Linked DNA regions of Homo sapiens: region 2 is linked to region 1. A link is a loop called in an ENCODE intact Hi-C map of the cell type or tissue named here. Cell type or tissue: heart right ventricle. All regions are shown on one strand. Each heading gives the region's core, and the rest is flanking DNA. Links, peaks and the distances in the headings are about the cores only.

The links. Hi-C counts contacts between places; a loop is a spot of excess contacts. Peaks named below come from ENCODE experiments on the same cell type or tissue, not always from the same donor. Only the 100,000 strongest peaks of a DNase experiment are listed, where the experiment ranks them.
Region 2: it touches region 1 in a loop (2.9-fold over the local background); 4 of 110 quality-filtered maps call a loop at or near these places.

Annotation. Positions count from the first base shown.
Region 1 is chr5:71,777,803-71,788,691 of GRCh38, forward strand. No RefSeq gene overlaps it. Among named protein-coding and RNA genes, the nearest start is that of CARTPT, 64 kb to the left of the region's middle. RefSeq lists an enhancer at 940-1,234. In heart right ventricle, for the core only: CTCF peaks have their summits at 5,297 (motif pointing right) and 5,501; DNase peaks (open chromatin) are centred at 5,008 and 5,329; H3K4me3 peaks cover 832 bases; H3K27ac peaks cover 615 bases.
Region 2 is chr5:71,969,316-71,980,204 of GRCh38, forward strand. It overlaps LOC124901000 (a long non-coding RNA gene), which reads left to right and starts at 8,693. Exons shown (of 2, transcript XR_007058811.1): 1 at 8,693-8,821. In heart right ventricle, for the core only: no CTCF peak of the experiment used is centred there; DNase peaks (open chromatin) are centred at 3,842 and 5,037; H3K27ac peaks cover 2,616 bases.

The DNA.
Region 1 (10,889 bases), core at 1,347-9,346:
GATTTTTGGTAAAGACCCTTTATCAGATTAAGAAAGTTCCCTTATGGGGAAAGGAGAGAGGGAGGGTGACCAGGGCTGAAAAACTGCCTATTGGGTCTTTGCTGAGTACCTGGATGATGGAATCATTCGTACCCCAACCCCAGGGTCACAACATACCCATGTAACAAATCTGCACATGTACCCCCTGAATCCAAAATAAAAGTTGAAATTATAAAATAAAAAAAGGAAATTTCGCCTCTATTGCTTGTTGGCTAAGTGTTTCAAACTCTTCTTACAGTCAGTTTTATCTTCCTACTTGGGGGTTTTCCTCCCAGATGCAAAAAGCTTATCACAGATGTTCCTTCAGATTAGATATAATAGTCTGTCTGAAATAGAGATTTCATAAATTCATTTCATTATGCTTTCCTTGATGTTTCAGTTCTCCTGGTTGATTGGTGCCCTGGAAAGCTGCCCAAATAACCCATCCCTGCATCTGCCTCTATCAATTTGGGAAGTCAACCATTAGAGTATTCTTTTAATATCCAGTTTAAAAACTAACTTATAAGTTAAACAAAGACTTCTATTTATTTTATAAGAATTCTTAAATCTTTGGGGTAGGAATATTCTACCTAAAAACAATGCTTAGCTTAAACAAAAACGGAACCTCTCATAGAAAAAAAAATTGTCATCACAGACTGAGATATTTTTGCCCCCTAAAGCAAAAATGCTACTTACTTTGGACTTAGTATACTATTTTTAAAATTAAGTATAAAAACACATATCAGACCTGAATTTTAAAAAGTAGTCTTACTGTAAATACAAGAAAAACTAGATATTTAATAAGGTAAAATGACAGAATGAAATTATATATTTACCATATCTTCAGTACATTTTGTGCTGCACAATGCACTTGCAATTATATAAAGCATTCTGTGTGTGCTATGTATTATAATTGTTGTTAATTTGAGATAACTGAAAATAGGAATTGCATAGACAGTAAATATTTTACGTTTTCTCTTTGACTGAAAGTAGGTGACACTTCCTGTGGCTGCCATTTCAACAGTCCCCACTGTATGGCAGAAGCAGCCTGCTCAATCCGCTAGTATCCACAGCAATCAATATGGCATTCTTTCCTTTTCTAGGAGCCAGAAAGCCTGTGATTATGTGCATTATGTGATGGAAGAAAGGATGGTATTTAGAGTAAGTCCCTCAAGATACAGCATTGTATAGTCACAGTGATATTGACGCATGTATCATAATGCATATATCCTTCTATTTTCCTTTTTACCCCCAAATAAGTACATTCTTCTATCTCTACAGACAACTGTGTTGCACAAGTAACCTTCTTATATCAAATCCACTAGAACATGAGCCAAGATATTGTCAGATATTAAATAATAGGAGAAACATCATCATTCAGAGATGCTGCTAACTACCACTTAGGTAAACAGAAATGTCAGTTTGTGAATGCTTTTCGTATTCACTGCAACATTACTTTCTAAGGCGTGCGACACTGAAGGAATGTACTCACACTTATGTAAAGCTATGAAGCTGCCATATTGTGCACGCTATTCTCATGTATGCCTGCTGATGTTCAGAGATGGCTAAGATGCAGAATATTTCCAACTTGTATTGGCAACTCAACCCATAGTTGAAATGGCTTGGGCTTTCCTAAGATAAACAACTGTGGAATCGGGCCTGGCATTAGGGTCTTTATTTAAGAAGACACCCAGATCTGCTTTAGGAGCCCTCTGCTTCACATTTTCCTTCCAATGGTGAGCCATGATCTTTGAAATCCCAAATATTAGCAATGACTTAAGATCTTTCTGGAGAGAAGAGTGCTTTAACTGGGTTAAGTTTAGTTATCAACTTAATGCTTTTCAACTAGAAAAAGTTGCGTTTTTCCAGTCATAGGGACACAGTAGAGTGTGCTAGGTGTGTGGCAAAGCACAGGATAATGTATGTGACATATTTTCTTGGTGGGTCATATTTGGTCATTGAGTAATGTAACACATTGCTGTTAAGTTCTTACAAATAGACCTGGAATAGAATGCAACATTCACATGAATTTTATGACAAAATGTGAATCTTCAATTAAGTTTCCTGCTTGCAACAGACTGCTTCTTACCTTACAACTTCCAGATGCTCTGGGGCCACAATTTTCTCTCTTCTACCTTAGTAGACTTCTAGGAAATTTGGGAAGTGCCAAGTTAGCTTGGATTTATTTTACATTAGCAACTACCTGTAATCTACAGTACAGATAACAGTGGCAATGAAACAAGGAGGAATAAGTTTCAAATGGCAGGTTGGTATTTAGGAGGACAGGGCCTTGCATGGCCCTAACAGGGCACCATATTGAGAGTCTTGGGCCAGAAGAGAGACAGCATAAGGGACTGGCTGCCTAAAGAGGTCAGTTGCACCACGTATTTCCCAATTTGCTCATGAAATGCTTGGGACTCTCTTTGGTCTCTGAACCTCTAACTCTGGTATTTTTCTGCTTGCTTTGGTTACCTCCCTAATTAAGTGACTCTCTAACTGCAAAGGAGCCCATACCATGTTAAATGTGAATACTTAGCATTTGTATTCCTCCAGTCTAGGTCCTACTTATTTAGGATGGTCCTGCTCAAGTCTCAAGGCCTAGATTCGGAGAGAGTTAGAGATACTCTGGCACACGCACTTTTTTTTTTTTTTTTTTTAAGACACATTCTCACTTTGTCACCCAGGCTGGAGTGCAGTTGTGCAATCTCATTTCACTGCAGCCTCAACCTCCTGGGCTAAAGTGATTCTCCCACCTCAGCCCCCCAAGTAGCTGGGACTACAGGCACTTACCACTATGCCCAGCTATTTTTTTTTTTTTTTTGTATTTTTTGTAGAGATGAGGTTTTGCCATGTTGCCCGGGCTGGTCTCAAACTGAGCTCAAGTGATCCACCAGCCTCGGCCTCCCAATGTGCTGAGATTACAGGCATGAGCCACCACGCCCTGCCTGGCACACACTCTAAAGCCTTCAGGGGCTTCCTAACTGAGCTCCTTCCCATGGCCTGCCAGGCCCTCCATGCTCTGGCTCCTGGGTGCTCCTCATTTCCTGCCACTCCCCAACACTCCTGGTGACCCAGCCACACTGGTCTCCTTGCTGCTCATCGGACACATTGCGTCGTTCCTATCTCAGGGCCTTTTCCTCCCTGCTGCTTCTTCCAGGAATGCTCTTCCCACAGCTTTGAGTTTGGGTTGCTCCCTCACTTCATCCACACCCCTACTCTAATGTTATTTCATCAAAGAGATCTCCCTAGCCTCCCTTTCTGGCACCCCACTGCAACTCACTATCCTTTTACCCTGACTTACTTTTATTTGTAGCCTGTATCACTACCTACCATGTAACTTATCTATTTATCTGTTTATCATCTGCCTTCCCCTTCTTCCCCACCACACTATAAAATCCATTAGGACAAAATCATTGTCTTGTTCAACACTGTATCACCAGGACCACAGAGTGCCTGAATTATGGTCAGTGCTCAAAAGGGATTTGTTATCAACTGCGCTCTGTCATTTTACACATCAGATACTGAGGTCAGGCAAGGTATAAAGAGAGCAGGGGCAGGAGCAGTGGCTTCCCCTCTGACTGCTCCCACCATGCCAACCATTTCTATTTCTGAGCATGAGTAGAACTCACTACCCATACCCGGCCGCCCCATACCTGACTGTGTACTGCCTTGTCCTGGTCTCGAATCACTACAAATCACGCTTGGCAAGTTTGTATCGAAAGCAATGTTTGCTTTAGTGGGATCTGGCAAACCCAGGGTCCCCAAAGACCACTAAGCAGTCACCAGCACTGAGTTTTAGAAATGGCTGGCTTGTTTTATTACCAGTTAATAGCATTTGTATTTGTGCTTTTGCAAATAACCATGAGAAATCAGTCATCAGGCATGAATGATATGAGAAAATTAAGGACAAGGTCCTAAAAAATGGGCTGGGGATGAGGACTACGGTTCAGTAACTGGATCAAGCGTGTGAAGACTCAGGGGAAAGAATTTACATGGGGTATATGCTGTTCAAGAAGGACTAAAATTCGGGGCCAGATGCTACTGCATCTCCTCCTCCCCCACCACACACACACATTCGAAGGGCTATGGAGGGCACCTTTTTTCTTTAGGGAAAATTATCCCATTTCATTCATCCTACAAACATGAGGAGTGGCTGTGTTTTCAGAAGTGCCAATGAAAATCCCAAGTCCTGGGTCTCTGAGAGATACTTTCTTATGTGGTTAAGAAGAATCAGGATGCATAAACTTGAATCCTTTCTCTACCATTTATTTGCTCTAAGATCTTGGGCAAGTTATGTAAAGTTCTCTCTGTTTTCTATCTGTTAAATGGAAATAAAAATGATACCAGTTGTATGGGTTGTTGTTGAGATTAAATAAAGAACTGCTGGTAAAGTGCTTTTTACATTATCTGCCAAGCAGAAAGGGCTCAATGCATTTTAAATAAGTAAATATATATCCCTGAGTAAAGCAGGGAGGAACCAGCCCAGCCAATGGCTTCCCTGTTTTCAAAACCACCCTGCTTGTCCTTCCAGAGGAATAAGACCAAATTCCTGGGGATTTTGGTTCACTCCTTGGTCAGCAACCCTGCAGATTTATTTTTTCTAGTCATTTCAGGCTCTGTGTCTAATGATGCCAAGTTACCTGGCTTTATGGTGAGTATGAAGCTGAACGCTAACTGCGGAAACTCCCCGGGCCAGGCAAAGCCTTGGAAAGTGAAAGTGGCTGTGAAGGCAAAGGTGCCACCTGGTCTTTCCCTAGGGAGAGCAAGACCCCAAACTGATCCTTATCATGAGATTCTGGGTACTGAGGTGAACTTGGGCTTGCAGCTTTGCAGTGAGTTTGGAGCCCACCTCTTTGAAGGCAGATTTCATGCATGCTTTCTTTGTGTAAAGTATTTTGAGAAAGTAGATGTATTTGAAGATGTTAATTTGGGCAGAGGACTATCCTCAGGTAATGCTGGGTGCACTTGTGGGAGTGGGGCCAAGCACCAGCTACTGCAGATAAATGTGCTGGCTCTGATCTCTGGTACCTCTGTTGAGTGACAAGCTCTTACAGAAACAAAGGAAGTGGCGGTATAGCAGGGACAGTCCCTTGTGGGGACTGTAAATGGCTGAGACTGCTACCATCTGCTCTTCTCGATTCAAATATTTAACAGGAGGTTGAAAACACAGAAGTTCCCATGAAATTACCAGTTTTTTTCCCCCGAACTTAATTTCTGTCAAGGAGAGGGAGGGGTCCCTTGTGTTAAACGTCTGCTTTTCAGTTTTCGAGACTGCCAGGAGATGGCGCCAGGGCTTGGTTCTTAATGGGTTCCTTGGCGCACCAAAGAAAAGACATGCTCGGCGTGGGGATGGAGGCCTCCGTCTCGGCGTTTCCATGTAACTCGTTTCTCAGGATATCTGAACAGAAACCCTGGCCTTGACATTCCTTGGGTTAAATGGGCTTCTTTTTTCATCTGGCCGGGAATTGAGTTTCTGGTCATGGCGCGCTACATTTTCAGTCATCGATTCTCCTCAGAGGGTCGCACGACTGATGTTGTCTCTGGACATATGCTAATAAGAAACCAGAGAGAGCTTGGAGAGGGATTTTGAATGCATTAGAACTTTCCAGCGTGTTGCATAAAAAATAGAAAGTAGAGGTCATGTTATTTGGGAAATAGTAGACGTGTTGTATCATACCGTTTTTTTTTTTCTTCTTTTCAGACCCTTTTCACTGATCTGTTGCTCTTAGCCCAGAAAACGGTATAGCTGATGCCAGAAATTACAGCACGTTCTGCTAGGAAGTGTTTACACTTCAGGGCTGAACTCCTAGCACGATTAATAAACATCACCACCACAACATAAGAACGACTGAGCATGTGGTACCTATCCGCTCATTTAACCCTTACAGTAATCTGGGATATGTCCTTTATGATGTACTTTTTTCAGGCTAGAAAACTGAAGCTTAGGTTCAATAATTTGCCTAAAGTCATTCAACGTGTGATCAGAAGAGTAGAGATTGAAACTCAGACCATCTGACTCCAGGCCCACAAGGTTGTCCCCGGCACCCTACTAGAACAGCAATTTTGGGGGTAACGGGGCACCCCGGAGGCAGTGCTCAGTGGTTCCAGGTAGCTTGGTGTGCAGAGAGGCACCCAGGTATAGAGATGTGGTAGTCGTTTAGTGTTCACTGTGTCATGTGAGCGCTGTGTCATGTCCTGTGGCTTCTCTCAACACCGTGTGCAGAATCCAAACTTCCCCAGGCCTGCAAGCTCTGAGCTCTGTTCCCCTCTCCTATCCTGCTTGGTCACCCTCCAGGCATCTTTCTCCTTCCAGAACTTGCCAAGCCCATTTCTGCCTCAGGCTCTTTGCACCTGAGCTCTCTTCCCTTAACTCCTCACTGGCTGGCTCTTTTTCCTCAGGGCTCAGCGCAGACAGCCCTTTCTCACCCCATGATGTAAGGAGGCTCCCTCTGCCTCAAGGCCTCCTGACTCCTCACTCTGTTTTATTCCTTTATCGCACTTGTAATGATCTCTAAGTATCTTGTTTGCCTGGGTATCGTCTGTTTTTCTCTCATTGGAATGTAAACTCCATGAGGAGGGGATTGGACAGTCTGGTTCATTGCTGTATTCCTGGAACCTAGAACATGCCAGAAACAAAGGAGGTGCTTAATAAACATTTATTGAATAAATATGATGGGGGAATGTGATAAAAGCAGCAGGAGTTGTGGTCCCACCTGTCAGGAGGCTCACAGGACAACGAGAGAGCCCAGGTTGGCATGAAACAACTGAAGATCAATCATGGCAAGGGTGGTAGTGGCCCAGAATAGTGGTCACAAAAACAGATTCTGGGGCTTACCCACCTTGGGAGGCTGAGGCAGAAAGACGGTTTAAGCCCAGGAGTTTGAGAACAACCTGGGCAACAAAGTGAGACCCTGTCTCTACAAAAAAATAAAAAAAATTATCCTGGTATGGTGGTGTGACCCTGTAGTCCTAGCTACCTGGGAGGCTGAGGTGGGAGGATTGATTGAGCCCAGGAGGTCGAGGTTGCTGTGAGTTGTGATTGTACCACTGTACTCAAGCCTAGGTAACAGAGTAAGATCTTGTCTCTAAAATAAAATAAAATAAAAATAGATAAATCCTGACTCCAGTACTCACTGGCTGTGTGATCTTGGCCAAGTTATTTAGCTCTTTCATGCCTCAATTTTCTCATCAGTAAGTTGAAGATAATAATATTAGTAATATTAATACCCACTCATGGAATTGTTTAAGGATTAAATGAGATATATATGAGTGCTTGGAATGGTGACTGGCACATAGTGCTCTATAAATATTTTTTAAGTAAATAAAGGTATAATTAAGCAGAAACCTATGGCTTTAGAAATTCAGAAAAATGAAAATGCCAGTGTTGGGGAAAGCCCTGTTTCTTGGAGGTGGTTGGATTTGGATTGAGGAAGACAGGGAGTCTGAGGGGATATTTGCACTTGCTCTGGTGCCTCATTTCTATGTAAATATCTATTCAAGAAATATTTGTTTATTGATTTATTTTTGTTCAATAAATATTTATTGAGCATTTATTATGTGTCAGTGCCTAGGATGCAGCAATAAAATTGTAAACAGTACAAAATGAATTTCATTGATTTAAAAAAATTTTTTTTCTTTTTTTTGAGGAAGATGCTCTTTTTTCTCATTTCTTGAATTGGATTCTTGACTTGTATACTTTCAGGAAATATTTATTAAGCATGAGCAAAAAATGGTTAGTAAATCATCCCTCCCAGCCCCACCCCCAAAGTATGCTAAGAATTTATTATATATAATGGGAGTTTTTTAAAAAAACGTTAGTATTGTTTGGACTTAACATACAGAATGATGCTCTAGAAAACCATAGCCTCTCTTCTTCCTCCAGCTACAGTCTTTCCTGTCCCAGTTAGGGTACAGGTTCTGAAATGAACCTCGACTGGCTCTAGGTGACTCTGCTGGAGAGAAGTTCAAATTCCTCACTCTCTCCTCTTAGTTCGATTCAACCAACATGCACTGAGAGCTAACTTTATGCAAGGCAGACATGCGAGTGTAGAGAGGGTAATAAAAATGACATCCTTGATAACACAAGCATCTAGAAGAAGTTTAGAATGAATAGTGGCCCCAGGCCTGCAGTGCAGAGAGGAACCATGATGGGAGCCGGAGGGGAACGGACAGAAGGCCCAGGCCCAAGACGGGACTTCATGTCGCAGAGTGAAACTGGCTCCCAGTCCCCAGGTGGAGGTGGCTCTGAAAGATGACAGTGCCTAAAAAATAGCAACAACATTGAAAACACAATGAAATGCTCATTTTTATATTAAGGGAGGGTGAGTTTTAGAGAAGGGCTCTGTGCATTTTCAACAAGGTGGGAGATAAATGGAAAGAAGCCTTCTCTTGGCTGTAAAGACAACATCAAAGCTTCTCTATTGATCCAAGGGAAATAATTACAGCGATATCCTGAGAGAGTCAATGGACTCCCAACATAGAATTCCACGTCTGATTTATGCAATCTCACCCATTCCCAACACATGGCCTCGGGACACAGTGGCAAATAATAACATTTAATTAAAACACATAAAACAGAAGCATCAATGACAGCCAAGTCAAAATCAATATAATGCTAATTTCTAAAGATGGTGCTTGCATGAGGTCCAGGGGGTCAGCAGCAAGGGATTTCACGACAAAGAGCCTTTGTGAAAGGGAGCAGACTTCCATTTCCTGTGGCTGGAGTTACAGACCGCAGAGATCCTATAGCTCAAATCCCTCACTGCACAGAAGATAAACCGAGGTCTGGAGAACTGAGAATTTCATAATAGAGTCAGTGGTAGCATAATAATCTGACTTTTAGGCTTGTGTTCTTTGTTCCTGTGTCATTCTCCCTTTAAGTCTCAGAGTTCTTGGTAGGAATGCCCTCTCACTTCAGATGGAGTGCCGAAGTCAATGGAAGAAGCCACCCATCAGTGGCACAGGTGTCTCTAAACCTGACAACACATGACATCTTCCATGGCTGACTGCATCTCAACAAAGGTTTTTAATCGGCAGCCTGCAGTGTGACGTTTCTAAGTCAAATTGCTTCTTTGTGCCTGCAGGTCCCCTTCCTGTCACTTGGATTTGGTCAGAGAGCTCACAACCTCAGCTGCACCATCTGCTTTTTCAGAGGACAAGGAGACCCTCATGGCCCAGAAGAAATGGCAAATGAAACAAATTCTCCTTGAATTCGTGTAGAACATAATTCTGCAACAGATAGAATTTCCTTTTCATCCAAATAGATCACTTGGGTGATAAATGTTAGAAACTGAGTAGGTTGCATGGGGTTAAGATTACATTGTGTTTTCATCAGTTCCCAGCTCTTGGTCTGAAATTTGGGCACAGAGTTCTGGAAACTCTGACTTTTCAAGAAGTTGCTTGGCATTGTTCTCTTTGACTAAAATGGAAAATGGGAGATGCTTCAAGTCTTAATTGCATTTGCAGTCTTTGGTAGATCTTATCAAATTGCAATTGTGAATAATCTTTGGGGTTGCAGAAGTGTGAGACTGAGGTGGTCGTGGGAGTATAGACTCCAAGATGGCTGATTTCTACTCGGTAGCAGACTCTGTCTGAAAATGCTAACTTTACCCTTGCTCACAGACTGGAGAACAGGCAACATGGCCTGTGCCCTTCTGGTTATTTGGTTCTCTGTGTGAAGGTGTTGGGTAGAGGGTGTCACTGGGCTGGCGGTCTTACAGCATAAGCAAACAGATATCTCCTTTTAAGAGCTATTGGATTGGTGACCATAGAAAACTGGAAGTGCTTGGCAAATCTTGTCTAAATCAGGGGTTCTCCCAAACTTTCTAAATAAAGGGCTTAGGGGTGCCAATCTGGTTCAAAGGGGGTCAGCTAGGGACTTGTTCTGCAACAGAGTTTGCATAATAATTTAAACTACCATTGATTGAAAATTTATTTTGCAGTGAGAATGCTTCATTTAATCTTCAAAACAACCCTATGATGGATGTTTTATTATTAACCTTACTGTACTGATTTCCAGTTGAGGCATTGTGAGTAACTTGCTCAAAGTCATACACGGGTGGTGAAGAAAGGACTTAAGCCAATGTAGTTTTACTCCAAAATCTATACACTTGTCCATTATACAACCCTGCCTTTTAGTTGTGAGCATGATGTCTATTACTTAGATGTGATGCTTATTTGGGGTGGCTGATGGAGATGATGGGGGTGGTAAACTTCCTCCACCCAAGCCACTTGTCTGAAGGTTTTTAGCTGCATGTATTTACTCTGGAGAGCTTAGTCTGTAACTGAAAACAGGATGAATCCAAGCAGGTCTGCTGGTGAACCAAGAACCTGCTGGAGCTTTCAGTGATGAAAATCAGGGAGAAGAGCTAGGTACAAACATCCAGTTGTCAGAGTTTAGCTAATAGCGCAGGCACTGTCTACCAAAGAGGTAAAAGCTAGCCAGCAGAGTGGTAGAGAGAGTTCCTGGCACGTAAATAATTATTTTTCTCTGTCTTTGTCACAGACATACAAAGTATTTCAAGGGAACCTTGTTCAGGAACCTTAGAAGGGCCAGTTGAGGCTGTTCCTCTCCTTGTTTTAATAGTTGAAGCAGACTGAAGAGAACATTTGTGGCTAGTGCTGCAGAAAAAATCACCAATGGCTGAAAAAAAAATCAGTTGAACAGCTTTTGGTATCAGGATAGCTGTTGGACCTGGAGCTGTGGATAAACTTTAAGGGTGATAATGTCATAGGAGATTCACAGATTTAATTCTATTGAAGGAGAGAACCCTTATGGGATTAACCAGTCTTTAAAAAAAAGTTGACTGGTGACAAAAATACCTAATTGTGGATTTGCAAAAATGTTTTATTTATTAAAATGATACATGCTA
Region 2 (10,889 bases), core at 1,497-9,496, 190 kb after region 1:
TCTGCTTTTAGAAATAGCTTCTTTCAGGTTTCAGAATGTAGCTTCTACTTTATGAATTATGAGAGGGAAGAGATCTTTCCAAGGAACATGTCAGTTCTGAATGTACAATCAATGCTCTACTATTTCTGAAAACCTTAATGTAGATGTAAAAGCAAGATTAGGAAGGTCTTGCCTTCCAGATGCACCTTACTGCTTCCTCTACTTGTGTCATCCACTGGTGCCTTGGAATTCCAAAGGGCCCAAGTATGCCTATGTACCAGATTGTGTTCATTAAGTTCAGCAACCATTGTATCACGCCTACACATCCTCTGGGCAGGATGCATGGGAATGGGAGGGGACCAAGATGTTCCCATGGTAACAAGCTGTACAAATATGAAAATGGGGAGAGTATCTGTGAACAACTATGAAGAGAATTTGACAAGAGATGAGGGCTCACTGACTAATCTGGGGCTCTTTTTCATCTTTACTTATAAGCAGAGAGTTAGGAGAAGAAAAATCCTGTGCCAGGCTGGGCGTGGTGGCTCACACCTGTAATCCCAGCACTTTGGGAGGCTGAGGTGGGTGGATCACCTGAGGTCAGGAGTTCGAGACCAGCCTGACCAACATGGTGAAACCCTGTCTCTACTAAAAATACAAAAATTAGCCAGGCTTGGTGGCGCATGCCTGTAATCCCAGCTACTCGGGAGGCTGAGGCATGAGAATCGCTTGAATCCAGGAGGTGGAGGTTGCAGTGAGCTGAGACCATGCCATTGCACTCCAGCCTAGATAGCAAGAGCAAAACTCCATCTTGAAAAAAAAAAAAAAAGAGAAGAAGAAGAAGAAAGAAAAGAAAAGAAAAAGAAAAGTCCCATACTGAATTCATTGTAGTTGGCATCTATCAAGCATCTAGATTCACTGTTTGAGACCCATCCTAGCACTTCCATGCCTCCCCCAGGATTAATGACTATGGGGTCCCAGCAAAGGTCAAGTGTCTGGGATAGGTTCTAGGAGAATGCAGTACAGTACATCCAGTATTTTCTTTCTTTCTTTCCTTTTTTTTTTGAAACAGAGTCTTGCTCTGTCATCCAGGCTGGAGTGCAATGGTGTGATCTCGGCTCACTGCAACCTCCGCCTCCCGGGTTTAAGTGATTCTCCTGCCTTAGCCTCCCGAGTAGCTGGGACTACAGGTGCCCACCACCATGCCTGGCTAATTTTGGTATTTTTAGTAGAGGCTGGGTTTCACCATATTGGCCAGGCTGGTCTCGAACTCCTGACCTCATGATCCACCCGCCTCGGCCTCCCAAAGTGCTGAGATTACAGTCATGAGCCACCGCACCCGGCCACATCCACTATTTTCTATTTGAAAATGTTCCCAAGTCTGGAGAGTCCTGGCTTTAAAAATAGCTTAGTATACAGTAGTATAGTAAGGAAATTATAGTTAAAGATAATTTACTGTATATTTCAAAATAACTAGGAAAGAAGAATTATCATGTTTCCAACACAAAGAAAAGATACATGTTTGAGGTGATGGGCATCCAGTTATGCAGATTTGACCATGACACATTGTACACAGGGATCCAGATATCACATGCACCCCCAAAATATGTACAACTATTATATATCAATAAAAAAGTACAAGAAGAATAAACTGTGAAAAGATCAAGAGTCAAAAACAGAAAAGAAAAGAAAGAAATAGCCTAAAGCTAGAATGTGGGGTGGATGCAGGGATGAGGGTTATGCCAGGTTTCTCTTTGACCATTGTATGCTCATAAGGAGGTTTCTATGCTAAGAATCTCTATGTCAAGATGCTTAACTTGATTCATACCCTTTGGTTAAGGAAGAAACTAGGAATTTGAGGGACATGATTAAAAACTTCAATTAGGGACCATTTGTAGCACGTATTTATTTTCTTTTTGTAATTCTGCTATCATCTCTGGGCATCTTCTTCCAGATGTTTTGGCTGGTCACCTTGACTCTAATGGAGTCTTCAGATTATTAGAAGATGCAAGAGGAGAGCCCAAAAGTTCTTGTTCCTAACCCTTGGATATGCCTGATAAGGCCTTGTGAATCCAAATACCACATTCCTTCTTTCCAGCCATGAAGTACCTGAGAGTGGCTCTGCTTGGGCAGGTCTTGGCATTGGGCTGAAGGTGATGTCCTCTATTCCCTAGAATGGGGTAGGGACTGGGAGCCGTTACACATGACAGTGGACTGAGATGCTTTGTCTGAGTTAGTTCTTACATCTCAATTCCAATATGTGTGTCTGAGTTCATTTGGGCAGCTATAACAAAATGCCATAAACTTGTTAGCTTATAACAACAGAAATTTATTTCTCTCAGTTCTAGAGTCTGGGAAGTCCAAGATCAAGGGGCCAGCAGATTCAGCATCTGGTGAAGGCCTGCTTTCTGGTTCATAGATGGTGCCTTCTTGCTGTATTCTCACATGGGGGAAGGGGCAGGGCAGCTCTCTGGGGCCTCTTTTATAGGGGCACTAATCCCACTCATGAAGGCCTGTTGATCTAATCACCTCCCAATGGCCCCACCTCCTAATACCATCACCTTGGGGGTTGAGATTCCAACACATAAATTTTGGAGGGACACAAACATTCAGACCATAGCAGATTAATTTCCAGACTCTCAGAGAAATCCTTATCAAATAAATTAATTCAGAAGAAAATCCCCAAACTAATTAGTGTGGATCCTTTTTACCGTTCCTGTGAGTCAGAGCTGATGTGCTCACTGCCTGTGTCCCCTCCTGCCCTTGCCCCCCGCAGGGAGATAACTGAGCCATGCCTTTTGCCACCCACTCTCCCTGTCCTCTTTGCATCTTTGGCTGGCAACCCCAGAGCACTTTCCAGATCCTCTGCATCTCTCTTCACCAGATCTCTGGCCATTCCTAATTCTACATTCTGGACAGTTCCTGGCCTGTTGCTCTTGCTCTTTGCAGGAACTGTGGATGAAGCCTTGCCAGGACACAGGTCCTCAGTGCCTGTCACTGAGGTGGCCCTTCATTTAACTGAAGTCCCATTACATTAATAAGCCTCAGTTTCCCTCCCCTCAGTGACTTCAGGAAGCCTTTCTGTATCCTGGCTCTTGTTCTATGATGGTGTGTTCGATCTGTAGAGGTGGGTTTTTTTTCTTTTCACCAAATCTCAGCATTTTTCCTTTCCCTCATACTGGAGGGTTGCTTTCTGTTTCTTCCTTCCTTACCTTAGTCTCTATTACAGCAGCCCTGAAGTCTATCTGCAAGTGTGTGCATGGATCTGGGGAATGGGCAGGTAGGATTCTGGGCTCAACAGTCACATTTCTTGCTAAATTAGTGTGGTCCCAGGGGAAGGGGCTTCGGCAGATGAGGAGCCACAGAGGAGGGGGATGCAGAATTCCCCTTTCCTGGCTGATTTCTGTTTTGCCTAAAAACCATGTGGCTGTGACACCAGGGCACTGCTGTCTCCCCAGACAACAAATTTTAATAGCTCTCCTTTACTGCTGGCAATGATAATGGCTAACACAGGCTGGCTATTCACGACATGGTAAGCTTGGTACAGAATCTATCTTATTTAATCCTTGCTTTGAAGCAATTCTATTATTCTCCCCATTGTACAGATGAGGACACTGAGGACCAAGGAGTGGCAGAGCTTTGCTAGAAACTCAACTCTGACCTCAGAGCTGGAGTGCTTCCCCTAACCCCATGCTGAAAATAGTCACTGCTGTTCCGGGACTACCCTGCCAGCTTCTTAGTTGTCAGATTTCGGAAACTGTATCAACTCTCTCAAGTGGAGGGGACACTTTGAACAAATAAATATTGACAAGCACTGTCAAAATAGCTGGAGATTCTGACCCTGTCAGGCTAATCTCTGTTCTCCCTGTGAAAGCTCTGGCTTCCGTCACTCTGGGTCACATTCCGGCCTGCCTTCCTGTCAGAGTCCTACATTGCTCTCCTCTCCTCCACAATGTGCATATTGCAAGTTGGTCATCCTGTGTGTGTATTTACTTGCTGTGGCTTGTTTGGGTTCAGTTTTTTGAGTGTTCGTTTGCTTTTCCCAGACAGTATCAGATCCAGCCTTTCTGCCCCACCCCTTTTTGGAGGTACCGCTCTTTTCTACGCTATAAATGACTGACCAGTTGGGACTGAACTTGGCTGGGACAATCTCTGTTTTCACTCCCCTTCTATGTCCATCCTCTGTACTTTCAAAGTCTCCTGGGTACTCTCCTTCTTTCCTACAAGGTTGCAACTGTGTACCTTCTGTTGCCTCTCCTAGGCCTGTTGCATCCTGGAACACAGTACAGCCAATAAATGTTTGTTAAATGAATGGATGAATGAATGTAGTTCTCAATATGTATAATCATGGCACTCTGACAAAGCTGCTGTTATAATCCCTTTGTAAAGGAACCACATGCTTAATTTTAAGATAGAAGGATTGCAGCAACAACATTGCACGAGTTTTTCTCTTTTGACAGTTTCTGGTTCATCCGAGATCCCTGCACCTGCCAAACAGAAACTCACATTCACTCACACACCAGTTAGGTAAGAAGCAGCTGGCTAAGTATTGAGCTATTCTTGCCCAAGTCCACCATTTCCATGTAGGGGGTTGAAAGGAAGCTGATCATTTTCCTTCGGTTTTTTAAAGAATGTCCTTTGGGCTTTTTAGCATCCTTGTGACAGGCATCATGTTCATCTCAAGCTGTTTGGTGAGTACAGGGAGATGGGTCCCTGTGTCAGGTGCTATATTCTTGTTGAGATACAAAAGCTTCAGTTCTCAACTCTCCAGCCCTGCAGGGGAGAATGAGGTCTTATCAAGATTGCTTGGCAAAGTGTATTATTCATAAACCCACCTGGCTTATCACCAAAAAAATGTTGTGTTCACTGAGAGAGGCTCTTAAAGAATTCTCTGTTAATATTTGCTTTGTCATTTCAGAAAGCCTTTAGCTAGGCCTGATCAGACAGTTATTTCTGGCTGGGTACAAATTCTGTTTTCAGAATATTGCTTGGCTCTTTGTTCCTTTCCCCTCTGTGCTGCCCACCCCCTTGCCTGACTCATCTCTTCTAGAACCTTCTCTGTCCTTTCCCAAACCACTGGGAGTGATTTACTAAGTACATTTCCCAGCCAGCTCCCAGACACTGGCTAGAAAGACCAATTTACAGGAACAAAATGTCCCCACATTGTAACTGGGTCATGGTCCAAAATTTATTTGAAAATCAGACATTGGAATTAACAATGTTTTTTTTTTTTTTTCTCAGAGAAATAACAGTGGAGAGAAGGTCTCACGATATCCCCAGAAGCCACTTTATCTATAATGAAGCTGAATTGTAACACAAATGAGGGATCTAGGAATAGAATATGTGTCGGTGCAGAAGAGGGGACTAGTGGGGGACAGTAGGGGAGGACAGGAGGAGAAATTGGAGGGGGAAGATTTTTCTCCCTCTCTTTATTAATACAGTTCTAGTCCTGGGCCACAGTTCATAATAATCAGGTCATGTGCACACAGCCTCTTGTGGCCTTAGAGTCAGAAGTGATTGGAGTTCAGGGTCTGACTCAGGTTAAACAGACTCATACCAGCTAGATGTGCCAACCAGAATGGCAGTTAAAAAAATTGCTGGCTATCAAGCATGTTGCTACCAGTGCATTTCCTCCCTGGAAGCAAATCTGCAAGGGAAGCTGGAGTGCAATCAGAAAACTGTGTTGAGCCTCACTTAGATCAGGGATCAACTGTCACAGGACTAGACAGGACAACTTTAGACCCTACTAGTCTCTCTTCTGGCATTCTGCATAATCAAGGCTTGGGAGTTGCTTCTTTCACATTCTCTTTTCTGGGCTTTCTGGCTTTTCTTATTTATTATTATTATTTTTTGCCAGATACATTGTTGCTTTAATTATGATGATGTCTTCAATCAGATCAGAGCCAAAATTGGTAGCCTGGGAGCCATTCTGGTTTTTTTTTATTTGTTTGTTTGTTGGCTTGTTTTAGGTTGATGTAGTATTGCTCTTATCCAACATGTGCGGATTTTGTAGTATAACTAGTGGGAAACAATTTACTTTCTATGTTCTCAGGGATCACTTTAATTCAATGTCTCCAAACCTCCAAACATGTTCCAACTATACCTTCAGCTATAGATAGCATCACTATTTTGTGTGGAGGAGGCAGAAGTGGTAGAAGAAAGAGTGGAATCAGTCCATCTTATTCCACAAATCTTCAAAATTTAAAAATATTTGCTGCCTCAAATTTTTTTCAGAAGCAGCAGGAATATAAAGTAGAACAAAATACATGAAAAAACATAAAGAGTTACTTATTATCTTTTACCCTTAACTGAAATACTCTTTCTTCTAGAGAAAATGATGTCAGCTAGATGTTAGAAAGAAAGATGAACACACTAATTTATACTCATGTGCAAATGACTAGGTAACACTTCTAGTCACATTTTGAGAGTTTTCTTCTTTTGAGAGAGGGCATATAGTGATACATATGTATCTTTAGTAGAATTTCAGGCAGTGTAAGTAGCTATTTCACAGAGTAGGAAAACTTAAAGAGTATTGTGGGAAAGGTTTCAGGTTCAGGTTGGTCTTTTGCTCTGGAGTTCAGCTTCTCTCTGTTACTTATATCTTCTTTTCTTTCTGGACATCAATCTAAAAGATTTGCAAGCCTCCAAGGTTTATCACAAAAATTTTCATTCCAGTACTATCAGGACCTGTAGTTGTGGGAGTAAGAGGGAGACCAGGCTGCTAAGGGGAGAGTGAGGGCAATTTTTGGCACATTTGCACACTAGAAGTCTCCTCTACTAGCTTAACCTAACCTTTGATCCATTTCTGTTGTTCACATTTCTCACCTCTTTCCAAATGCCCAATTTTTTTTTTTTTTTTTTTTTTGTGACCATGAGCTCCCTGGCCACTTTGCTATTGGTTGACTATGACAGGTGTGCTCTCTCATCTCAGGGCCTGCCTTAGAATGCTCTTCTCCCAGATTGTCACAGCGACCCTCTGTCAACGTACTCAAATCTCTGTCCAGTGCTACCTCTTCAGAGAGCTTTCTCTGACCTACCAAAAACAGCATCTTCCTCCATTTACTATCCCCTCACCCTGCTTTATTTTTCTTCATTGCACTTATCACTACCTGGCGTATTATGTCTCTGTTGTTTAACTTTCAATCTGTCTGTTAATATCGGAATGCTAGCTGCACTTGGGAGGGATTTTTGTCTGGCTGGTCCAAAGTTAGATTCCTAGTACGAGGCCTGTGCTGGGCACAAAGTGGGCCCTCAACAAATATTTGTTAGATGAATGAATCTCCATCTTATAAATGAGAGTTTGAAGCTTAGAAAGATTAAATGACTTAGTCAAGGCCATAAGTGCCAGAGATGGGATTACAACCCAAGTCACGTGATGCCAAAGCCTATATTCTTAGCCATTGCATGTGTGTGTGTGTGTGTGTGTGTGTTTGTGTGTGTGTATCTCCCAATCTTCTCCATTAAACTCTCAGATTCTCCATCATAAGGACTATTTGTATTATATCTTGTAACCTAAATGCCTAAAATGCTCAATATGTGAAGGGGAGACTATAAATGTCAAAGGAAAAATATATCTTTGGCTAATGGATGAGTGCTTGAACAAAGAGAAGCATGTTTCCGATGAGGACACAGTACAGACAAAGACCTAAGAAACACACTGGGAATTGCAGAGTTCAAATGTCTTCCTAAATGGCTAACTTATCACCAGGGGCAGCCTAGGCAGTGCGAAAAATAAAGTCTACTGAGTAAGTATAATCATTGCACATCCCCTTTTAGCAGCTGGAGTCATTGTCCCACACCTTGCCTCACAGTGCACATACAAGTTTAAATGCCTGAGATTGCTAATTTTCCAAAGACTTCATTATCGTGAGATGAGGCCATGGCAAAAATGTGCTGGTCTTTAAAACAAGGACAGATGACAAATTGATAGCACTATAAAAGGGCCACAGGACTTAGCGCTGGCTCTGAACGTCTACCAGACAGCAGACACAATATATGTTCACTGAGAGTGTTGGATCTCAAAGATACCAATGAATTTAGAGGTGTCTGAGCAACAAAAAGATTTATTTTGTTTCTTAAATTCAGAACTCTGGACTCTCAAGGGAAGACAGTGGTTTGGCAGAAAGCAGTGGTAGAATAACCAATTATTCTATAATATTTTTCAGAGCCAACTTCCTTCTAACATTTTGTTTCCATTGCCACGGTAATCCTGCTTTCCTCAGCATAAGGAAGCAGGGAAGAGGTGAAATAAGAGCCCTCCCTTGGAATTGGATCATGTGAGCCAAAATAGTCAGATCCTTCCAGTGGGCCAGCTGGAGAAGGGTCCACAATTGTCTCCTAGAATCAGGGCTGTATACAATGACATGCACATCTTTATCCATCATGGAAATTGGTCGCTTACAATGCATCCTTTTTGTAGGCTAAAATAACTGGCATCCTTCTCTCCCGACCCATTTACATCCCCTTTTCCCTCATCACTCATCATCCTCTGCCCTTCCCCCAAACACATTGTTGTTGATTTTTATTAGCTCTGAATCAAAGAAAATGTGCTGGAGAATATTGCACCAGGGAAGCAACATTTCAATGCTTAATTACTTGAGGTGCTTCCTAAATTAAACTAGCCGGTTTCCTACCCTCTTTAATATTTTTTCTTTCTGTGTAAAGATGAAGTAAATCTCCTGTCAAAGGATTGGAGAGAAGGAACCAACCGTCTTTCACTCACCCACTTAGAACCTTCTGGAAGCCCTGACTGCCTTGCTGTAAGGTCGGCTGAATGGAAAGAGACAAAGGCTGTTGGCCCTGATAACAGAGGACATGGAGAACACTGACGGGCCAGCACAGAGAGGTGTGTGGAGAAATGGATGCCCTGTAGGGTATGCATACTACGTCTTGGCTCCTTTGAGAGATTGAGTGTTTAGATCTGGAAGAGTGTCTCTCTGGATTAATAATAAATAGATTTGTAGCTTGGACTGATGTAAATAACAAGGTTAACAGAAGGTATTGAGAAAGGACATCTCTCACCAGATCAGCAAAACAATAGACACATGTCCTTGCCCCTGGTAGGGAAATGGGAGTAAAATGTACCCTCATTCGTAACTGGTAGAAATATGAATTGTTACAGCTTTTTTGGAAGGCCATCTGGCCACAGCTATTACACTGAGCCACCTGCTCAGAGAGGCCTTCCCTGACCATCCTATCTAAGGCTCTAAGGCAGCATATTCTGAGAGTCTCTATCATATGTCCTATTTCACTTTTCTTTGTAAAATTTCCCATTATCTGAACTTTTATATATATATAATATATTCTGTGTATCACTTTATTAACATATAATTAGCATACATAAATTGCACATATTTGAAGGGTACAATTGAATATATGTGCACAGTGATGAAACCACCACCACAATCAGGATAATAAAGAAGTCCTTCACCCCGAAAAGTTCTCTCCTGCCCCTGGATAATCCATCCCACTAATTCCCTATAGGCAACCACAGAACTGCTTTCTGTCTCTGTTGATTAGTTTGCATTTTCTAGAATTTTATATAAATGGAATTATACAATATGTTCTTTTTTTAATCTGGCTTCCTTTACTCAGCATGATTGTCTTGAGATTTATTCAAAATACAAGATTTGTTCAAAATATGCTGAGTATAATGTGTTATCAATGCTCCATTGCATTTTGTTGCTGAGTAGCATCTCAATGTATGGATGTAATTTGTTTATCCATTTGCCTGTTGGTGGAGGAGGCGCGGGGGCATTTGGATTGTTTCCAGTTGTTACTGCTTATTCCAAAGAAAGCTGCTTTGAATGTTTGTTTCCAAGTGTTTGTATGGATTCATGCCTTCATTTCTCTGTGGCATATATCTAAGAGTAAATGGCTGCATCATATGGTAGGTTTAATGTGATGCTTAACATTTTAACAGACTATCAAACTGTTTTCCCAAAGAGACATATGATTTTACATTTCCACCAAGGGTGTATGAAAGGTCTCATTACCCCACATCAAAAGAATGTATAAAACAAATATGTACAGTTTAATTTAAAAATTAATTTGGGATGTACCCACCACTCAAACATGAGAAAGAGAACACTTCCTGGAACTTAGGGGCTCCTAGACTCCCTCTCTCTATCATGCCCTTCCCTTCCCACCAGAGATAACCAGTGTCCTGAATTTTGTGTTAGTTGTTCCCTTGATTTTCTTTATCACTTTACTACCTATTAATATATAGCCCCTACACATTAACTTGTTCAATTTTTCCAGTTTTTCATTTTTTGAAATGAAATCCACATGACTTATCTCCTTCACTTAGTATATTTTTGAGATACAACCACATGAATATGCACAGATATCGCTCACTTAATTTAACAGCCATTTATTATTCCATTGTATGAACAAACCTCAATTTTTATATCTGTTGTACTGTTGATGAGCATTTGAGCTGTGTACATTTGCACAAGTAAATGTGTATATATTCAAGAATGTTTGAACATATGTATGTATATACATATATATACATATATTATATATAATATATGTACGTATATATACAGTTGACCCTTGAACAACATGGGTTTGAACTGTGTGGGTCCACTGAGAGAACTTTTGAGTGTGCAAAACTTGTTTATTATTGTGTACATATATTCGAGTTTTTTTCAACCAAATATGGATCAAAAATACAGTATTTGCTGGATGCAAAACCCATGTTTATGAAAAGCCAGATTTTCCTATACGTGGGTTCTGCAGGGCCAACTACAGGACTTGAATATGTGTGCATTTTGGGATATTCTGGTGTCCTGGAACCAATCCCCTGCATATATCAAGAGATGACTCTATGAACGCATATATTATAGAGAAATTGCTGAATCATAGGGTATGCATATGTTCAGTTCTGTAAGGTACTGCCAATTGTTTCC